2 separate regions of the Homo sapiens genome follow, and region 1 is linked to region 2. Evidence: chromatin loops called from intact Hi-C (ENCODE). Cell type or tissue: Calu3. All regions are shown on one strand. Links, peaks and the distances in the headings refer to the core of each region. The heading gives the core; the rest is flanking DNA. Region 1 has its middle 31 kb from the start of STK39. Region 2 has its middle 89 kb from the start of STK39.

Evidence for each region. A loop is a pair of places that touch in the nucleus more often than their neighbours do. Peaks named below come from ENCODE experiments on the same cell type or tissue, not always from the same donor. Only the 100,000 strongest peaks of a DNase experiment are listed, where the experiment ranks them.
Region 1: a loop joins it to region 2, with 3 times the contacts of the local background. A loop is called at or near these places in 2 of 110 quality-filtered maps.

The regions. Positions count from the first base shown.
Region 1 is chr2:168,277,347-168,280,267 of GRCh38, reverse strand. No RefSeq gene overlaps it. Among named protein-coding and RNA genes, the nearest start is that of STK39, 31 kb to the right of the region's middle. In Calu3, for the core only: no CTCF peak of the experiment used is centred there; a DNase peak (open chromatin) is centred at 1,757.
Region 2 is chr2:168,335,508-168,338,428 of GRCh38, reverse strand. No RefSeq gene overlaps it. Among named protein-coding and RNA genes, the nearest start is that of STK39, 89 kb to the right of the region's middle. In Calu3, for the core only: a CTCF peak has its summit at 1,425 (motif pointing right); a DNase peak (open chromatin) is centred at 1,448.

The DNA of each region.
Region 1 (2,921 bases), core at 264-2,763, 58 kb after region 2:
AAGTATAACTTGTTAATAAAAAGGTAAAAATAAAGTTATGTGTGAGAGTAAAACAAAGGAAAAGTGCCATTATTATTATCAAACTAGAAATTGAGAAAAAGATCATTAAATGGAACAAAGAATCATTTTATATTAAGGGTAGAATACACAACAGAAATACAGTATTAATTTCTATAAGCTAAATGATATAACTTTAAAATATGAAACTGACAAAACCATTAGTGGGAATATTTAAACATACCTCCATCTGTTTTTATATATCGAGTGGACAAAAATTAAATAAGAAAAGAGAGAAACTGAAAAAGCAAGTATAAGTACAAAGACAAATTTTTGAATAAACTCTGCCAGAGTTCAATTTTTCCATATGTATAAGAGTGAATCAAAATGTTCCATGCTTAATAAGAAATACATAGTAGATAGAACGGTAAATTAATTAACACAAATTTAGTGAGTTCATTTACAACTTAAGTGAGCAGATTAAATTTCTTAAAACAAATATTTTAGTAATGTGCTGGTAAATATTTTACAACCAGCTCTCTAGGGTAAGAAAAGAGCTGTGATTTTTAGCATTTGCCTATTTTGGTGGTGTCAATAATATTCCTACTCTGGCTTATTTCAAGCAAATAACATGAAGTCACTGAAAGCAGAGTTGGGAAGATATATTCCTCACTGGCTTTTGCAGGCTGGTGTGAGTAGGCTTTAGCACACAACTGATACATTTAATGACAAGTGAGCAAGCACATTTTCCTATAATGAACAAGTCTAACAAGCCTTCTAGTCACTCAAGCTTCATGGATAAATGGTCCAGTCTGGGGAGACACAGCAAAAACTTTATAATAAATAGTTAAGTATTACAAAAATCCACTTGCCTTTATCATGAAACATAAAAACAGGAACTGATTATAATGCTAACAAAAAACAGAGAATATGTAGATTTAAGACCAAATAATATCACTGCTACCCATAGCTAATCTCTGATGGTGTTCTTTGCTTATAGTATCTCCGTGGTCACCAAAATGGAAATAAAAAGTAAGAACAATTTCAACTTATCACTTAAGTACTTATATCTACAGATTATTCTCTTTTCAAAGCTTCTGATCAAATCGTAACCTGAAGTCTATCATTTTTTTATTCACACACACACACACACACACACACACACACACACAATTATACTCTACTGAGTATTCATTTCCTTTGAATATGAATTCTTGGTCAATATGTTATTTAATAATCACAAATTGTGAAAAAATTGAGAGAGGACATGATGAGATTGAACTTAAATATATAGAAATACGGCCATAAATGTCTACATGATTCTTTTAGTTTTTTGGTGGGGGAGGAATACGGTAAGGGAAGAAATTTAAAAAGAATCATGTAACAGATGTGGAAATGATGAGTAATACCTATCAGGAGAGAAATGTTTTAGGTTAATGATAAGCACATAAATGTATTTGCTCAGAGGGTTTATAAGCATTTAATTATGTAATTATGTACACAAGCATATTATGTACTATGTGGCAACAGAAACAGAATGTACTAAATTAGTGGATTTATGAGAGCATGTCTTGGTCAATTAGATGTTTTAAGGCATTGACAGGATCTAAATGTTTACAATCCTGTAACCACACAAACGAGACTGTTGGAGTTCGTCAGGTTGGAACAAAGGGTTCCTTTGCTGAGACTTAACTTTTTAGATACCTCTTCTAATTGCCCCACTGATTTAGTTAAGATTAGGTTCAGCTGGCTGGGCGGGGTGACTCATGCCTGTAATCCCAGCACTTCGGAAGGCCCAGGCAGGCGGATCATTTGAGGTCAGGAGTTGGAGACCAGCCTGACCAACATGGGGAAACCCTGTCTCTACTAAAGATACAAAGAAATTAGCCAGGCGTGGTGGTGCATGCCTGTAGTTCCAACTACTCGGGAGGCTGAGACAGGAGAATCGCTTGAACCTGGGAAGCGGAGTTTGCAGTGAGCTGAGATCGATTGAGCCACTGCTCTCCAGCCTGGGCGACAGAGTGAGACTCCATCTCAAAAACAAACAAACAAAACAAAACAAAACAAGACAAACAAAAAAAGATTAGGTTCAGCTGCAAATGACAGAAAACCCGAACTAACAATCAGCTAAACAGGAGAGAAATGAGTACTTCTTTCTTGTAGAGCTCTAGACAGGTGGTCCAGAGCTTTCCATGGCAAGGCTTTCCATGGTGACAGGGACCTGGACTCCTTCTACTTACTTCTTGTGTGTGGCCTTAACTTTATGGTGCCAGGTATGGTAACTCATGCCAAGCCACCAAATGGAGGAAAGGGAGAATGGGAGACAATGGGTGTTTGGGAGCTGTCTGGTAAGGAAGGTTCCTGGAAAGTGCCATACTCTACCTCCTCCTAAATCCCACTGATGACAGAACTAATCTTAGCTGCAATGGAGGCTCAAAAATGTTCTATTTATTTCTGACTTCCATGGACTCAGCCAAATATTTTATTATTGTGAAAGAAAAAGAGAAGGCATGTTGAGGTACCCGTAAGGTACTGATACTTGTTGCCTAAATACCAGTGATTAGAACTACCAAGAAGATCCTACTACTGCTGATCAAGGAGGCTTTTATCCATGTAACATATTAAAATGAAAAAAAGTATATGTGCATGATGTAAGTGCTAATTATGTGTTTTATGGAAGGATTCACTAAGACGGAGGATTTTAGTGAAATATAGGAGGCTTTTGAATAGAGCAGCAGGTGAAATGAGATGAGGAAGGCTTAGATGACAAGTCATAGAGACATTCTGGGTCGGCTTGCTCAAGAGCACCTTGAGTGAGTCACCTGTTAATTAGTACAGTGCCATTTAAAGTTTGTCTATAGACCAGTAGCAGCACCATCACCTGAAAGTTTGTCTGAAACGCAGCACTTGAGCCCCAACCCAGA
Region 2 (2,921 bases), core at 124-2,623:
CTGAACTGGTGATGGTAAATTTTATGTGTCAATGTGACTGGGCCACAGTGTGCCCAGATACTTTGTCAAATACAATTCTAGGTATTTCTGTGAGGGTGTTTTGAGATGAGATTAAATCAGAAGAGAGAATAAAGCAGGTTGCCTTCCCTAAGATGGCTTCTTACAATCAGGTGATGGTTTGAATAGAACAGAAGGCTGACCCTGCCCTGAGTAAGAGAGAAATCCTTCTGCCTGAGTCCATTTCAACCAGGACATCAGCTTTTTTCCTGCCTTTGGACTTGAACAGAAACATTAGCTCTTCTGGACTCTCAAGCCTGCTGGCCTTTGACAGAAAGTCCACCATCTACTGTCCTGATTCTCAGGCCTTCAGATGTGGACTGGAACTAGACCATCAGCTCTCCTGGGTTTCTAGTGGACCTGCCATGCAGATCTTGAGACTTGACTGCCTCCATAATCACATGAGCCAATTCTTTATAATAGTAATTATCATAATATACATACAAATACACACACACACACATAATTGGTTCTTTTTCTCTGGAGAACCCTGACTACTACAGCTGGTCACAGATGCTGCTCCCAGGAAGGGCATTTGTGAAGGCCAAGCTCAGGACCCAAAAGCAGAAGCTCATGAGAAAGGGTTCAGAAGTCATCGGCACTGGCGCATGATCTGGTAGATGCTGCGGCATGAACACAAATGGATCAGGTTCAGCTCCATCAAGTTGCTCCTAATGATTCAGTCAACCACAGCAGGACTCTGACCAGTGGTTGAAGTCACAGGGACTTTAGGAAAAGGGGTAATTGCACATTAGAGATAGCCTGAAACTCTGACAATCCTCCCATGAAGAGATGGAGTCTTTGTCCCCTCCCCTTGAAACTGGGGCAGACTCTGTGACCAATAGAATTTTTCAGAAGTGATGTTGTGTCAGTTTCTGAGCCCAGGCCTTACAAGACTCACAACTTCCAAATTCTGTCTCTTAGAACATTCTCTGAAGAAGCCAGGGACCATGCAATAAATCCACCTACTCTGAGACCTTCATGCATAAGACCAAGCTGTGACTAGGTGCTGAAGGGTGAGCCTAGGTTGAGAGAGTGAGAGGGAGAGGAGCCAAGGGACACCAAGGTAATGGACATGCGAGTGAAGAAACCATCTGAAGCCACTGCATTTGGGGGCAGTAGGTTATGTAGCAATAGATAATTGAAACAGGGGTTAACTGGCAAGAGACAGGAATCCAAGCCCAATCCTGCTTTGATAAGGCTGGTGAGGTTCAGGAAGCTCTATAGACCTAACGGGAGATTGGTCTTTTAGGTAAATTCTCAGGCCGACCACTAAGGAGGAAAAAGCTAAAAAGATGACTCAAGGTTACCTGGCACTCGCATTTCCTCAGACTCTGGATATGCAGTTAACACAAGCCGGCCAGAAGGTGGGGCTAAGCCAGTTGCTGCACTTCCTGGCCATGCAGGTGAGGAACTGTTAGAGACTGAGCTCAGCTCAAGGTAGAACCAATCAGGATGCCAGCTTGGAGTGAGGAGGAGGAGGGAGGCAGAGAGCGTACAGGCATGGGGCACTGTATAAAGATTAGGGGAACAATATTAAGATCTGTGAGTTCCAATAAGCTTATTAAAATAAATTAGCCAGGTTATAGTGGCGGGCACCTGTAATACCAGCTACTCAGGAGGCTGAGGCAGGAGAATCGCTTGAACCCCGGAGGGGGAGGTTGCAGGGAGCCGAGATCACGCCATTGCACTCCAGCTTGGGGGACAGAGCAAGACTCTGTCTCAAAATCAATCAATCAATCAATCATATTTATAAGACTTGGAATATTTATATATTACTACTAATTCTTTTAAATTACTAGTGTATTGAAGGCAACAATTATACTTAGTCTTTTTATATCCTTCACAACGTAGAGTTCATATGTTACAAAGTTGAATGTGATTTTGTTACCAAAATCCAAGTTTCTTTTGTCCTCTCTGAGCATCTCCTTGCTTCTGAAAGTCTCAGCAGTGTGTGAGACATGAAACAGAGAAGTGCAGGCCACTGAGATCTCAAGGGATCAAGTTATTTATATGAAGAGCAGGAAGGGAGAAAGACTAGTTTAGTTCACAGTATTAAATGGAACTAAGAAAAAATAAAAGTTTTTGTGCAGCCAGCCTGGATTATTTTGTTTACTAATCTACTATACTCGTTTTCATAAAATGTTTAATTACAGCAAGACACAAGTCTAATAACATTTAAAAGTAATATAAAATTAGCCAGTCCGAGATTCCAGATCCAATACATGCCAGTTCTGTGAAGAGTTTGGTTTTTGTTTTGTTTCGCTTGTCCTTGTTTTGTTACAAACCAAGTTGAAAATACAGCAAGGAGCTTGCCACATTTAAAACATTAGAACTCCTTAGAAAAAGAAATGAAATCATGCATATCTCACACTTAGGGAATTATTTATTTCCAGCATGAAGACTCTGGAGACTTAGGGGTAATTCTCCTGGATTTTCACGTGAATGTACCTTTCCCACCAAGCACTACTACCTAGTTGTTTCAAGTAAGCAAATATTACTGTGTTTACGAGACTAGAAGATTCACAAAGTCAGGCTGTATATACATTAACTTTTTAGATGTTCATCACATGACCTAGTAGAGTAAAAGACACTATAAGAACTTCATTAACTTGGTTGAATCAACTCAATTTCAAGGAAACCCTTTATAGATCACTGATTGTGATATAACTATACTTTATCACAGTAGCTAAAATATGCTTTTTAAAAATTTATCTATTTATTTATTTTGAGACAGAGTCTTACTTGTCACCCAGGCTGGAGTGCAGTGGCGTGATCTCAGCTCACTGCAACCTCCGCCTCCCAGGTTCAAGCAATTCTCCTGCTTCAGCCTCCAGAGTAGCTGGGACCACACACGCACGCTG